Linked DNA regions of Homo sapiens: regions 1 and 3 are each linked to region 2. A link is a loop called in an ENCODE intact Hi-C map of the cell type or tissue named here. Cell type or tissue: gastrocnemius medialis. All regions are shown on one strand.

Region 1 (5,000 bases), 220 kb before region 2:
TGTTGGTTTGCTAAATGTAATAGTCACTCAGGAAAAAAGGTTGGCAGTTTGTTTTATGGTTAAAGATACACTTCATCATATGACCTAGCAATCCAGTCTTAAACATTTATCTAGAAATGATAAATGTACATTCACGCAAAACATGTACATATATGTTTGTAGCAGCATCATTCATAATCATCACAAACTGGAAATCACCTACATGTCTTTCATTGGGTAGATGGATATACAAACTATGGTACATCTGTACAATGGAATATACTAGTAGGCTATAAAAAAGGAGCAAGCTATTGATACATGCAGCAATTTGAGTCTCAAATGCCTTATGCTAAGTGAAAGAAGAAGCTGGTCTCAAAAGGTTACATACTGCATGATTCCATTTATATGGCATTCTGGAAAAATGCAAAACTGAAGGGGCCAAGAGCAGGTCAGAGGTTTCCAGGAATAAGGAATGGTCGGAATATTTAAATACACAGGGATAGCATGAAGACATATTGGAGAGTGATAGAATTGTTCTGTATCCTAATTTTGGTGATGTTTACACAAATCTCTGCATGTTATACAACTCTTATAGGTGTACAGAAAAAGATGAATTTTACTGTGTATAAAGTTAAAAAATAGTTTATAATTTTTATGTCACCTTTTTTCTTTTTACTGTTTGAATGTGGCTACTGGTAAGTTTAAAATTATGTATGTGGCTTGCATTATTATTTCTATTACATAGCACTGCTTCAGATATTAGAAGTGCAAAGAAGGATTAGGTGTGGTCCGAAGTCTAGGAGAGGGATATGGCAGAAGGAAGTCTTCTAAGAAGAGGAGGCAAATTTAAATGACCTAAGTTTAGCCTCTGCCCCCTACTTCCATCCTTTGTTCTACAGATTTTGTTTGAGAGCCTAATTCATGTAAATATGCCAACTCTCAGATGTAGTAATTCCTTAGAGTCTTTTTCCTTGATATTGGAAATTAAACTCTACCACTCAAGATGAAAAGAATGCTGTGCAATGGAATAATTAGTGGCATCCTTGCATTTGTAGGCACAACAGCCTACATTGCTGAGGCAGTTGACAAGTTCCTTGACAAACTTGTGATGAATGTTTAAGTTCATATTATTATTGGTTAGACATTATTGTTTAAATTATTGCACCCAAGATTGTTTATTGTTTATAAATTGTCATAAAGGGAGGTTTCCAGAAGGATGCCTAGCCAGTATGTTTATAATTTGAAGTTAGGAGTGCCAACCCAAAATTGGAGTAGAATCTAAGAATATCATGATGGACTTTAAATAGGTAAATCTAGCGATACTGAAATATAATACAGATAAATTTAAAATTTCAAAATGGATTCTAAAATTTAGTTGTCCCAGTTAAGAAGAGGGATATGTAGCTTAGCAGTGGTAAATACATAAAAATGTTAGGGCTTTTAGTTAATAAGAAGCATAATAGGAGTCACTACTGATGAGGCTGCCAAAAAAGCTATTTTAACTTACAATGCCATTTATCAATAGAAGTTTAATACATAAATTAAGGCATGGATTTTTGTATTTGTTTCTGTGCTCTTTAGAACACACCTAGAATCTTATCTTGAGATCTGGGTGTTATCCTCTAAGAGAGCTATAGACAAACTGGTACATATTCAGAGAGGAGAGAGCCAAATGATGAAGGAAATTGAAACAAGTCAGATGAGGAATAGTGAAGGAGACTGGGATAGTAAGCCTGTCTAAGAGGTGACTCCTAGTGGGGTTGAAAGATAGGTCACGAGAACTGCCTTCAAATAATTGAAGGGCTGTGATATTACAGATAAATTAAACTTGTCCCATAAAGTTCTCAGAACCAGCAAATGGAATTTTCAGAGAGATATTAAATTTCAGTGTAAGGACACACTAAGGGTTAGAGCTAACTCTTGGAAATGAGTCACCTCTTCAAAGTTTTTCGTAAAGCTCTGAAATGGTTTGGATATGTGTCACCTCCAAATATCATGTTGAAATGTGACCTCCAGTGTTGGAGGTGAGCCTAGTGGGAAGTGTTTGGGTCATGGGGGTGGATCCCTCATGAATGGTGTGGTGCTGTCCTTGTGATAATGAAAGAGTTCTTGCTCTGACTTCATGTGAGATCTGGTTGTTTAAAAGAGCGTGGCACCTCCTCTTGCTCTCACTGCCACTCTCATCTTGTGATGTGCCTGCTCTCCCTTCACCTCCTGCCATGATTGTAAGCTTGCTGAGGTCTTTGCCAGAAGCAGATGCTGGCACCATGCTTCCTGTACAGCCTGCAGAACTGTGAGCCAATTAAACCTCTTTTTATAAATTATCCAGTCCTCGGTTAGTTCTTTATAGTGATGCAAAAATGGACGGACACAAACTCTATTGCTTGAACTTACTTTTTGTTGAGACTATCTCCTTCAAACTGGCGTTTCCACAAAGTTCTTGTCTGACTCTCACTTCCATACTTGGAGTTTCAGTCAGTAATCATTTAATGCAGCAACTGATAAGAATAATCTATCATTGGCAGAAAACCAGTCATTTACCTTTTTCTTTTTTTCTTTTTCAAGTTTCATTTTAGGTTCTGGGGTTACATGTGCAGGTTTGTTACGTGGGTAAATTGCATATCACTGGGGTTTGGTGTACAAAAGATTTAGTCACCTAGATAGTGAGCAAAGTACCCGATTGGTAGGTTTTTGACCATCACCCTCCTCTCACCCTCCACCCTCAAGTAGGCCCCAGTGTCTATTATTCCCCTCTTTGTGTCCATGTATACTCCAATGTTTAGCTTCCACTTACAAGTGAGAACATGTGGTATTTGGCTTTCTGTTCCTGGTTAGTTTGGTAGGATAATAGCCTCCAGCTACATCCATATTGCTGCAAAGGACATGATCTCATTCTTTTTTATGGCTGTGTAGTATTCCATGGTGTATATGTACCACATTTTCTTTTTTTCTTTTTTTTTTTTTGAGATGGAGTCTTACTCTGTTGCCCAGGCTGGAGTGCAGCGGCACAATCTCGGCTCACTGCAACCTCCACCCCCTGGATTCAAGCAATTCTCCTGCCTTAGCCTCCCAAGTAGCTGAGACTACAGGCATGCGCCACCATGCCCAGCCAATTTTTGTATTTTTTTGTTTAGTAGAGACGTGGTTTCGCCATGTTAACCAGGCTGGTCTCGAACTCCTCACCTCAGGTGATCCATCTGCCTCAGCCTCACAAAGTGCTGAGATTACAGGTGTGAGCCACTGCGCCTGGCCTATGTACATTTTCTTTATCAGATTCACTCTTGATGGGCATCTAGGATGATTCCAAGTCTTTGCTATTGTGAATAGTGCTGCAATGAACATATGAGTATATGTGTTTTTTTCATAGAATGATTTATATTCTTTTGGGTATATACACAGTAATGGGATTGCAGGGTTGAATGGTAGCTCTATTTTAAGTTCTTTGAGAAATCTCCAAACTGCTTTCCACAGTGGCTGAACTAGTTTATGTTCCCACCAACAGTGTGTAAGCATTTCCTTTTCTGTGCAGCCTCACCAGCATTTTGTTATTTTTTGACTTTTTAGTAATAGCCATTCTGACTGATGTTAGATGGTATCTCGTGGTTTTGATGTGTATTTCTCTAATGATTAGTGATTGTATTAGTTGTATTAGTATTGAATTGTTTCTTAGAAACTATGTTTTCCTGGCAGTTATTGAAACTGATAGACAAAATAGTATGATAATATTTCACTGGTGAGGAATAAGGCAAGTATCCTGTGGACAGGCTGTGTTCCTTCTGTAATTAGGGAGTAGGAGATATGGTCCACTCTGCATATCTGGTAAGTGAGCCTTCCTGAGATGGTGCTGATACCTTCTAAAAATTGTCAGCTGCTAAGGCACAAGCGTGTAAATAAAATCTACTTTGTATTTAACATTTCTGTGATTTCATGTATGTGTCATATTATAAAGCACTGTTGATGTGCATTTTGAAAGGAAGGAACTTCTGCCCCCATTGCTCCCACTGTTATAGCCTGGCAAGTTTCAGGGAGTAATGAAAAATAAGACTTGAAACTCTTATTTTGTTGTTAGGTGGTTGTAACACTTCTTCCTTTTTTTTAAACCTCGCCTTATAGCACCTCTGATCCTGCTTTTATTTCTTTGTTCTCCTGCATACTCTTCCATTTTATGAAAAGTTGGAGTAAGCAGTGTCCAGGTAATCTGTACTCTGTGTTCATATCATCTGCTCCAGGGTGAAATAAAGGAAATGTGATGTTATTGCTCTTCTATATGATTTGTGTTGGTCTTTTCTCTACTGTCTCTGCCTTGAGGTCAGGTACTATGTTTTCTACTTCCTGTATAACTCCCCAGGTGTCCAGTATGCACATCTGTGCGTTGTGGGTTTTTAATAAATGTTCTTGACTGATTTACTGACTGTTCTGCATAGCAAGAGAACAATGCCACAGTTTATTTCAAAGAGGCTGTACAGTATTGAGGCAAAGTGTTTCACAGTTCTCTGAGGTTGAAGGTAGGAGCCTGAGAAATTCTGGAACATAACTATGTGAGATTCTGAAAGCTATTTTAAGTTACTTCTTTGTTTTGAAAAATATTTATATAATGTTTTTATTACATGTAATGTAGTAAACTTCCTCCCCTTTTAGTACATATCTTTTCCTTAAAAAAAAAAAACTTTATTATATATTCAAATACTGGTTGGTTGCCTTAAAATTTATTGAAAAATCAGCTGTAGAAGTAATAAGATCTAGTGTTTGGCAGCACAATAGGGTGAGTATAGTTAACAGTAATTTATTGTGTATTTCAAAATAAAGAGTGGAATTGGAATTTTCTTAACACAAAGAAATGATAAGTGCTTGGGGTGATGGATATCTCAATTTCCTTAATTTGATTTTTATACATTATGTGCTTGTATGAAAATATCACATATACCCCATAAATAAGTACAGCATTATATATCTATAATAGTTAAAAATTTAAAAAGTCTGTCTTTAACATTATCCAGTCGTGTCCATTAAAAAGACACATT
Region 2 (5,000 bases):
ATGCTGAGTTGACATCTTAGCCGACACACATCCTTTGCTCTTTCGTTACGTGCTTGTAACAAGTTGCATGTTTTATGTGCATATTCTTGGCTAGGCTGGCACAGGTAAGTGCCACCTAGCCCTTCCTGTTCCCAGCCTACATTTGCTGTTTGAGTGGCTGTGGATTTTTCTAGCAGATGACAGTCTTTGTTTTGAAATTTTAAAAATTCATAAATGACTTTGTTCATTCTTATCCACCAAACTCCTAGAATTGTGCTTGGCAAATACTAAGCACTCAAATTTTTTGAATGATTATTATTTTGTTTAGACTATAATTAGGGCCCGGAAGATATGATTGAAACTAGGTATTAGCTTAAGGAGATGAGGTTGACTAGGCACTAGTGTCCTAAGCTAAGGCTGAAGAAGAGTTCAGGAGTCGTGTTGACCCTTTAGTTGGCAGTAAGGCAAGTGAGGAACAGAAAACGAACTTCTGTGGTGGTCCAGGGCCAATAGATTGGGTTCTAGGAAGGCAGCGGTGGGCAGCAGTGGAAGTTTGAAGGACCTGCAGACTGATTAGTTTCTGGCCAAAATTTAGGAGCCATTGTTGACAGGTATGGAACGAAACATCCTGGACCCTAAGACCTAAACAAGTGATCCTTATCTAGGATTGGCACCAAGGCATTGTGTGGAGCTGGACGGTTCCTAACACCTGTTATTTTATAAAATAAATATTAGGAAACCCCTATTCATTTTGAATGTGTTAATGAAAGTGAACTGCTAATCACAGTTAGCACTTGTATCTTTTCTACTAAATGTGTGAAATGTGCCTTTTAGGGAAATATAATACACATTTTCATTCTTGTTTACCTTCTTCATACGTAGCTGGTTTAGAATCAACTTTCCAAAACAACCCTACCTATCTTCTAGGCTGTTGACAGTGATTGACAGTGAACAACACTAAAAGAAGGAGAAGCCAGGACAGGACATTGTATTTCTTCACTGAATTCCTTTCCCCTTATTAGTCATTGCTGACTCTCCTGTATTCATTTTTCACTGATCATCATTCACCATTTCCATCTCACTGAGTCCAAGTGTCTCTCCATACATGTTTGTCCCTTATTACCCTCTACTAATGGAAGGCTACAAAAGCTAATTTGTTAGAGAAGTGAATGAAATATAATGTCATCTATAAATATTAGCTCTCTTCTTCACTCCCTGTTAATAAAAGCAGTATATCATTTCAGAGAGAAGAAAAGACCAGGACCTATCCATTTGTAATCATACTGTGCACACATTCAATTAGCCAGAGGGGTAAAGTGCATATTAGTAGGCAGCCTGGGAGTTTGCTGGAGCAATTAATCGGCTTTGTCATCTATAAGTAATAGTTTAAATAACTTTCTCTTGCTCCCTTGACTGAAACAGCCAATCAGATTCAAGCAATAGATAGCATCCTTAACCTTCCCAAAAATAGACTTAACACTACAATGTTTGTCTTTTCTTATTAAAAGCTCTATGCTATGTACTAGTTTACCAGGTATCTATGGGGTTTTTTGTTTGTTTGTTTGTTTGTTTGTTTTGAGACAGAGTCTTGCTCTGTCGCCCAGGTTGGAGTGCAGTGATGCAATCTTGGCCCACTGCAACCTCTGCCTCCTGGGTTCAGGCGATTCTCCTGCCTCACCCTCCTGCATAGCTGGGACTACAGGTGCGCACCACCACACCTGGCTAATTTTTTTGTATTTTTAGGAGAGACAGGGTTTTGCCATGTTGGCCAGGCTGGTCTCAAACTCCTGACCTCAAGTGATCCTCCCACCTCGGCCTCCCAAAGTGCTCAGTTTACAGGCATGAGCCACCATGCCCGGCCTCTGTGAGTTTTTTAATGGGGAGAGCAAGGGGAGGAAATTTTGGTAATAACCAAGGATCCGTGTCCTGTGTTCCATTTTTTAAAAAGTAGTACATTATTGTGTGGTATTAAATTGTTTTTTATTTTTTTTAGGATTTGACTATAAGGAAAGAAATTCCAGTATGCAACATGATAGCAGAAATAAACAAGCTGTCAGATTTTGGAAATGAATATGAATTTCATTTTCTTTGGTCCTAATATCACATAATGATTGTTTTTATACAAAAATACCATATGGCTAATGTGGACCCAATCTCAACATTTGTTTGCTGCCTTACACACACATTTTTATTTATATTTCTTTTTTTATATATGGATCTTCAAGTGGGATGCCAAGAGAGACGATATTTTTGAGGAAGTCAGTGCACAGTCAAAGAGGATATGAACCCAGTCTAGGTGTTACATGGTGCCCTAATATTCCGCTTGCATAAGAAGAAACCTTTTGTTTGTGGCCTTAGTTGTCACCAGGAGACCATTGTTAATTTTGCTTAAAAGCTCTTCTGTTGTGTTTAGGTGGCTTTTTAATATAAAGGAAAGAAAAAAATGAAGAACAAGTTTGGCCAAACTCTTAACATTTGGCTCTATCAGGAGTCTCATCTCCGCTTCGTAGCCTCAACTAATCCTCCACAGCCTCTTGCCAGAGATTTCTTAAGTCTTAAGACTTATAAAGACGCTGGCAAGAAACTGCGGTGCATCAGCAGGAACAGGTTGCAAAATGAAGACAAAGCCTCTGGCAAGACACAGGAGGATTAATAGAGGCCAGGCCATGAAATAGAGATGAAGCCCCGAATGGTGAAAGATCTCTGAAGTCACAGTACAGATACAGAACCGGTGTTCTGTCATTTGGGAAATCATATGGGATGAGCCACGGGGCCCAGTTGGCCAGGGGAACAATTGGGAATTGCAGGTCAGGAGCATCCTTTGCCAGAGGAAGTTAAAAGCTTTTAGAACTGGGAGTGCTCAGAGATCCCAGAACAATCTCTAGATGTAATTCACACCTCTACTCTGATAAGGAGTGTGAGACCAGATGGAAAACCACTACTGGGTCAGAGAGTGAAAATAAATCCTAGAGAAGATGCCAGAAAGATTTGGCTAAGCACTACTTAATGGAATAAAATTCGTGACCGGGGTACTGACTGTGTTCCTAATGTTGGATTATTTTAGCCTTGCTCTATTAGTAGTCCTCAGCTTTGAACCCAGCCTCTCTCCCTTCCTGTCTCTTCCCACATCCCATTGAGTCCCCCCTTCCCTGGAGCTTCCCCCTCCTGCTTCCCTCCCATGCCCCTGCCCCTTCCCTGTCTTCTCTCTCTTCCTCCCATTTAAAATGTTACTTTTTCTCAATAGCTTTATCAAGGACTACTTTCCTATAATGTTGAGTAGGAAGTTCCCCAAAGAATAGAAAAATCTGCTTTAATTCCAACATCTAGTTGCTTCAGAAACAGCTGGGTAAATTGGACTTACCCAAGTTGGACTTAGTAATGTTGTTCTAGTTTATGCGATGGGAACATTTTAGTTGGGGCTTTTGTTCATTCATCACATGCAGCTGGGGGAGGAAATGGCATTATTTAACTTGTCCATAGTGTATCTTTAAATATGAAAAAGAAATGGAACCTATGAATACAAATAATCAGGACTCTCATCCTTTCTTTAGACTTAAAAAGAGAGAAAACAAAGACTTAAATAAACATCTTCAACAGGTAGTACAATGTAAAAAGCCTGTAAAACATTGCCACAAGGATATATGCCTTGAGTGCTTCAATCACGGGGAATATTCCTCCCATGTTTTACTGCAGTTAATTATGGCAGAGCACCAGCATGGATTTTGTACCTTAACCTCACCTGTGTCCTCCACCCCCCCACAGAAAGAATGCTTTCCTATTGATGAATCATTATGGGGGCACATCCTCTCTTGTGTGTAGGGTAAGAATGTGCCAAAATTAAGACGTACTGGAATTAAGAAAGCCAAAATGAAGTGTCACGTTGAGCTAAGGTGACAGGTTGTACCTTGACCTTTATAATGAATTCACTTAATTTACTTCTTTTAGTCCTCTCCGAATATGTTCGGCCTTGTATTTTAGGATCTGGGTTTCTCATTTCAAAGCATTTATCAATTAATTCTGTAAGAAAAGGACTCACTTTACTGCTGAGAAACAGTTGCGATCTTCTCTAGTAGTTAGAAAACTCAATTCAGATCACCATCATCCCACAGCCTATTTTATTCCATTTAGCTACATATGTCAATCATGAATTTTTGGAAGACCCTCATGGATGAGTACCAAATAATTCCTGCAAATGGTTTTCTACTTTCTTGTGTGAGGGTGGGTGTCTCTGGCACCTTGGGTTAGAGAGTTGAATTCATCATACTGGTTAGTTGATAGCACATTATCATCACCACCAGTCGGTGCATGGCTTTGCTTTTGTTTTCATCTTTTTACTTTTTCATCTTCCATCTCCACTCTTCCCATTCCCATTAACAATGTTCTTATTTATTTATATGCCCTTAAAAATATAGTAGGTTGTTTTGTGGCCTTTACATAAGAGACGTTTTTCATTTACATAGGTGATATACTAAGGTTCTCATTCTGTTTCTTATATTCACTTGGCTTTATGCTTTTAAGAGCTTTCCTTTTACATTTAGGTTGTTGAACCTGATTGCCATGTGGGGTTCCATAGCAGGCATCCACCACACTCTTCTTTCCATTCCCATGGTAATAAGCAGCGCAGTTGTCTTAGCTTGCCAGGGTGAACATCCTTAGAGCACTGCCAGATTGCCCTTCCGGAAAGGCTGCGCCAGTTTAGAATCCCACCAGCAGCACTTGCCAATGCTTGTCCTCCTACATCCTTGCCAATACTTTGTATTACCCAAATTTATCATTTTTGCCAATCATTACGATATCTTGCTTTAATTTGTATTTCTCTGATTACTGGTAGGCTGATCATTGTTTATTTGCTTTTATCCATTTAAGCTTCCCCTTCTATTTTTTTAACCTATTTTTACATTTGTTTCTTATTTGTTGGAGTTACTTACATATTGTGATACTAATCTTTTATTTGAGTCTTTGTTATTATCTTTTCCCTATAAGTTACCAGTCTGTTCATTTTGTCTGTAATGTCCGTCTTT
Region 3 (5,000 bases), 130 kb after region 2:
CAGTTGCTACAAAGAGAATGAAATACCTAGGAATACAACTTACAAGGTATGTGAAGGACCTCTTCAAGGAGAACTACAAACCACTGCTCAAGGAAGTCAGAGAGGACACAAACAAATGGAAAAACATTCCAAGCTCATGGATAGGAAGAATTAGTATCATGAAAATAGCCATACTTCCCAAAGCAATTTATAGATTCAATGCTTTTCCCATTAAACTACCATGGACATTCTTCACAGAATTTTTTTAAAAATTCTACATTAAAATTCATGTGGAACTAAAAAAGAGCCCGTATAGCCAAGACAATCCTAAGCAAAAAGAACAAAGTTGGAGGCATCACGTGACTTCAGACTTTACTACAGTAACCAAAACGGCATGGTACTGGTACAAAAACAGACACAAACCAGTGGAACAGGATAGACATCTCAGAAATAAGGCCGCACATCTACAACCATCTGATTTTCAACAAACCTGACAAAAACAAGCAGTGGGGAAAGGATTCCCTATTCAATAAATGGTGCTGGGAAAACTGGCTAGCCATACGCAGAAATTTGAAACTGGACCGTCTCCTTACACCTCATACAAAAATTAACTCAAGATGGATTAAAGACTTAAATATAAAACCAAAACTATAAAAACCCTAGAAGAAAATCTAGGCAATACCACTCAGGAAATAGGCACAGGCAAAGATTTCATGACAAAAACGTCAAAAGAATTGCAACAAAAGCAAAAATTGACAAATGGGATCTAATTAAACTAAAGAGCTTCTGCACAGCAAAAGAAACTGTCTTCAAAATGAACAGACAACCTACACAATGGGAGAAAAATTTTGCAATCTATCCATCTGACAAAGGTCTAATATCCAAAATCTACAAGGAACTTAAACAAATTTATAGGAAAAAAACAACTCCATTAAAAAGTGGGCAAAGGACATGAACAGACACTTCTCAAAAGAAGACATTTATGCAGCCAAGAAATATATGAAAAAATCTCAACATCACTGATCATTAGAGAAAACCCAAATCAAAACCACAATGAGATACCATCTCATGCCAATCAGAATGGCGATTATTAAAAAGTCAAGAAACAATAGATGCCAGCAAGGCTGTGGAGAAGTAGGAACGCTTTTACACTGTTGGTGGGAATGTAAATTAGTTTGGCCATTGTGGAAGACAGTATGGCAATTCCTCAAAGACCTAGAACCAGAAATATCATTTGACCCAGCAATCCCATTACTGGGCATATACCCAAAGGAATATAAATCATTCTGTTATAAAGATACATGCACGCATATGTTCACTGCAGCACTATTCACCATAGCAAAGACATGGAATCAACCCAGTCCATCAGTGATAGACTGGATAAAGAAAATGTGGTGCATATACACCATGGAATACTATGCAGCCATAAAAAGCAAGGAGATCATGTCTTTTGCAGGGACATGGATGGAGCTATAAGCCATTATCCTCAGCAAACTAACACCGGAACAGAAAACCAAACACATGTTGTCTCTTATAAGTGGGAGCTGAACAATGAGAACACATGGACACAGGGAGGGGAACATCACACACTGGGGCCTGTTGATCGGGGGGCATCAGGATAAATAGCTAATGCCTGCAGGGCTTAATACGTAGGCGCTGGGTTGAGAGGTGCAGCAAACCACCATGGCACACTTTTATTATGTAGTAAACCTAACGTCCTGCACGTGGATCCCGGAACTTTTTTTAAAAAAGAGAAAAAAGAGGTGCTAGTGTCTGAATTTAATAGATGAAGAATCAGGACACAAAAGGGTTAAGTGGCTTGCTCAAGATCACATGGATGATATCTCAGACCATAACTGGGTGGTCATAAGATCATTAAGTAGAAATCATCCTGTTACAGGTGAGGAAATGGAGTCCCAGTTCTGGATGACACAATGAGCCAGGGCCCGGGCTAGAGCTGTGAGTCCTGTGCCTCCTAGTGCAGTGCTCTTTCCACTTCCCCCACTGCCTCCCCTTGACGATGCATGTTGTCCTGGACAGAAGGAGAGCTGTTTGAGGACCAGGCCAACCAACACCCTGCTCTTGGCAGCCGGAGCCATGTGATTCCTAAATACCCTTCTAGGAAGAGCTGCAGCATCATCCCTGGTCAAGCCCTGACCAAAACTGCACACCACACACAAGGAGTACACCTGGTAGGTTTGGGGGCAGAAGACACGCAAGGGCTGGAGGTGCCTCTGGCTACAGAATTTGTCCTTTGATGCCACAAGGATGCCATGAGCAGCTCTAGACTGGATTGCAAAAGACACACAGTGTCCCATGACTTTGGCTGAGTATCCAAGCCTGAGATTGGCCATCTCTGCCTGCGATTGCCAGCTCAGTGTGATCAGTGAGAAGGGAGGGCCTGATCCAAGGAGCCTCGGGAAAGGCTGAACTGAGGACAAGGACCCTAGACCTCTCACAGGTTTCCCGCTTCGGCACACACGCGTTCTTCTGGCTGTTTCCACAGACTCAGAGCCTCTTCCCCTTGGCCCCAGCGGGTACCCATGATAATAGTTGACATCTATTGATCATCTCTTATGCCAGGTACCATGCCAAGCGCTTACCCAGACCATCTCATTCACTCCTCACAAGAACCCTTTAAGGTAGGCAGTTACTCCCGCCTTTTAGATGAAGAAACTAACGCTGCAGTCACTTGCCCTCATGATCAACGAGTAAGGAGTGTGGCCAGGCCTCGAGCCCAGTCCGCCTGGCTCCAGAGCCTGCCCCGCACAGGCTACCCTCACCTTCTACAGCCCACCGGCCTTAGGACCCTCAGTTATGGCACCCTGCTTTGTAGGTGAGGGAGCTGAAGCCCAGAAGAGATTTACCCTGGGCCCAAGGCCCACAAAAGTAGACCCCCTGACTCCTGATTCAGTTCCCTCCACCATGCCATGCCTGTGAGCTGAAGCCTGGGCCAGCCCTGCTTCTGCTCTGAATTCATGGGAAACCTACCCAGTCCTTACGTTTTCTTCTCCTAACTGAGACTCCTGGGTTGGACCGAGTTGTAATTTTATGAAACCCTGAGCAGAGAGACTGAGATCAGTGAAGAGGGACTGAACCTCATTTTGCCCTCAGGCATATTGAGCTCTAATGCCATCTAAAAATAGATTCCCTTACAGTGTGCATTCAGTGAGGAGCTTGACACTCAGGGCCCTCTCCTGTGGGCCCCACTTGGCCAGTTAATGGGGAGGTGAGAAGACTTCACTATCCCCTAGAACACGCTTACACTTTTAAAGCTTACTACATACTTTGTCTCTGGGTCAAAGGTTTTTTCAAAGATGACAGATACCTCTTGCCATTAGCAATCTGTACTCTGGGCAGCTCTCCATTTTCTCTGATAAAAAGTGAAATAAATGAAAACAGCGTTTTAAAAAATCTATAAATGGGTGGGAGCCAGTTGTCATTTTCCCTTTCCCCCTCCTCCCACTCCGTTAACTAACTTAATGAGGATCCAAGTTGAGAGGCACTCGCCGAAAACAGCTGGTAGCATCATGCCTTTAAATAGCCCTCGCCACGCTTCCCCTTGGCAGCACGCAGTTGGCCCTGGCAGGGAAAGCCCAGGACAGAACAGGAAACTTTAGAACTTTCTAAAAAGAAAAAAGCTTGCCTTTAAAACGTGCTCCCTTCTGTGTAAGGAGCTTGCAATGTTGTAGCCCCTTCCCCTAGAAGTTTACAAGGAAAGACTAAGCTGATGAGGCTTGCCTCGGGACCCAGTGTGACTCTGGGCCTGGGGAGGTAAGTGGAGGGCTCCCCGGACCCGACCCCTGCCCAGCTCAGGCCAGCGTCCAGGGCAGCAGTGGCTCCAGCACCATCTGCTCATCAGGCACCTGTGGGGGCTATAGTGCAGCTCAGCTGCAGCCTCTCCCCTTGATGTTCGTAGCTGTAAGGTCAGGGAAGGTGACGTCCTCACCTCTAACTTAGGGAACATTCAGCCCTCCCTGAAAGTGGTACTGGGATGGGCCAGACTCCACAGTGCACATCAGGCCAGAGTCCATGCAGCAGAGGTTGGTGGCAGCCTGTCGATCTCAGACCCTCTGGAGAAGCGGGGCCACAAGGCTCTCTCCGGCCGCACTTCCATGTTGCTGGGGAAATAGCAGCAGGTGAAACATATGGAAGGAATAAGTGGCCCTCACGTCTGGGTGGCAGCCAACAGTTGACTGTCTCCTCCCACACACTGTCCCATGCGAGTGTGGCATCAGGTGGCCTTATCACCCCTACTGTTCGTAAGGGAACAGAGCCCAGGGCTTCTCCTGCCCTGCCCGGCCTTGCCTAGGTCTGGAGCTCTGTCACACCACAGCACCCCTTTTGCATTAAGGGTGACTGTGGCGACTGTGGCATGGTGCCGTTAATGGATAAGGGCTTTGAGGTCCTGAGTGCCAGAGAAGGTGGCGGTTTGGCTGGCTCAGGGCTGTGCTGATCACAAGTGGATGGAAGAGGGTGCTTTTTCTTACTAACTGTTGGCAAAGTTTGAAATTTGAGAATGGACTAAAGTGTTCTTCCTTAGTACCTAAATATTGTACCTGTTCTCTTTCTGGAGCTGCTGTCTCTCCCACCTTCTTTTTTTTTTTTTTTTTTTTTTTTTTTGAGACAGAGTCTGGCTCTGCCGCCCAGGCTGGAGTGCCATGGTGCGGACGTGATCTTGGCTCACTGCAACCTCCGCCTCCCGGGTTCAAGCGATTCTCCTGCCTCAGCTTCCCAAGTAGCTGGGACTACAAGCGCCCACCACCACACCCGGCTAATTTTTATATTTTTAGTAGAGACGGGGTTTCGCCATGTTGGCCAGGCTGGTCTTGAACTCCTGACCTTGGGTGATACACCCGCCTCGGCCTCCAAAAGTGCTGGGATTACAGGCATGAGCCACTGCGCCCAGCCTCTCCCGCCTTCTTAAACAGCTTGTAATGGACATACTGTAACTGCTTCTTGCAAGCTCGTGGTCATCATTAGTTACATTAAAGCCACAGCCCATCACCAAGTGCTTTCTA

The links. A loop is a pair of places that touch in the nucleus more often than their neighbours do. Peaks named below come from ENCODE experiments on the same cell type or tissue, not always from the same donor. Only the 100,000 strongest peaks of a DNase experiment are listed, where the experiment ranks them.
Region 1: it touches region 2 in a loop (2.2-fold over the local background); 1 of 110 quality-filtered maps calls a loop at or near these places.
Region 3: a loop joins it to region 2, with 4 times the contacts of the local background. A loop is called at or near these places in 1 of 110 quality-filtered maps.

Annotation. Positions count from the first base shown.
Region 1 is chr2:27,976,103-27,981,102 of GRCh38, forward strand. The region is part of intron 3 of BABAM2 (BRISC and BRCA1 A complex member 2); the gene reads left to right. Among named protein-coding and RNA genes, the nearest start is that of MIR4263, 18 kb to the right of the region's middle. In gastrocnemius medialis, no CTCF peak of the experiment used is centred here; a DNase peak (open chromatin) is centred at 2,089; H3K27ac peaks cover 3,472 bases.
Region 2 is chr2:28,199,231-28,204,230 of GRCh38, forward strand. All of the region lies in intron 7 of BABAM2 (BRISC and BRCA1 A complex member 2), which reads left to right. The region is part of intron 1 of LOC100505736 (a long non-coding RNA gene); the gene reads right to left. Among named protein-coding and RNA genes, the nearest start is that of BABAM2-AS2, 110 kb to the right of the region's middle. In gastrocnemius medialis, no CTCF peak of the experiment used is centred here; a DNase peak (open chromatin) is centred at 2,711; H3K4me3 peaks cover 288 bases; H3K27ac peaks cover 4,821 bases.
Region 3 is chr2:28,330,580-28,335,579 of GRCh38, forward strand. All of the region lies in intron 11 of BABAM2 (BRISC and BRCA1 A complex member 2), which reads left to right. Among named protein-coding and RNA genes, the nearest start is that of BABAM2-AS2, 23 kb to the left of the region's middle. In gastrocnemius medialis, no CTCF peak of the experiment used is centred here; DNase peaks (open chromatin) are centred at 1,983, 2,322, 3,522 and 4,162; H3K27ac peaks cover 4,216 bases.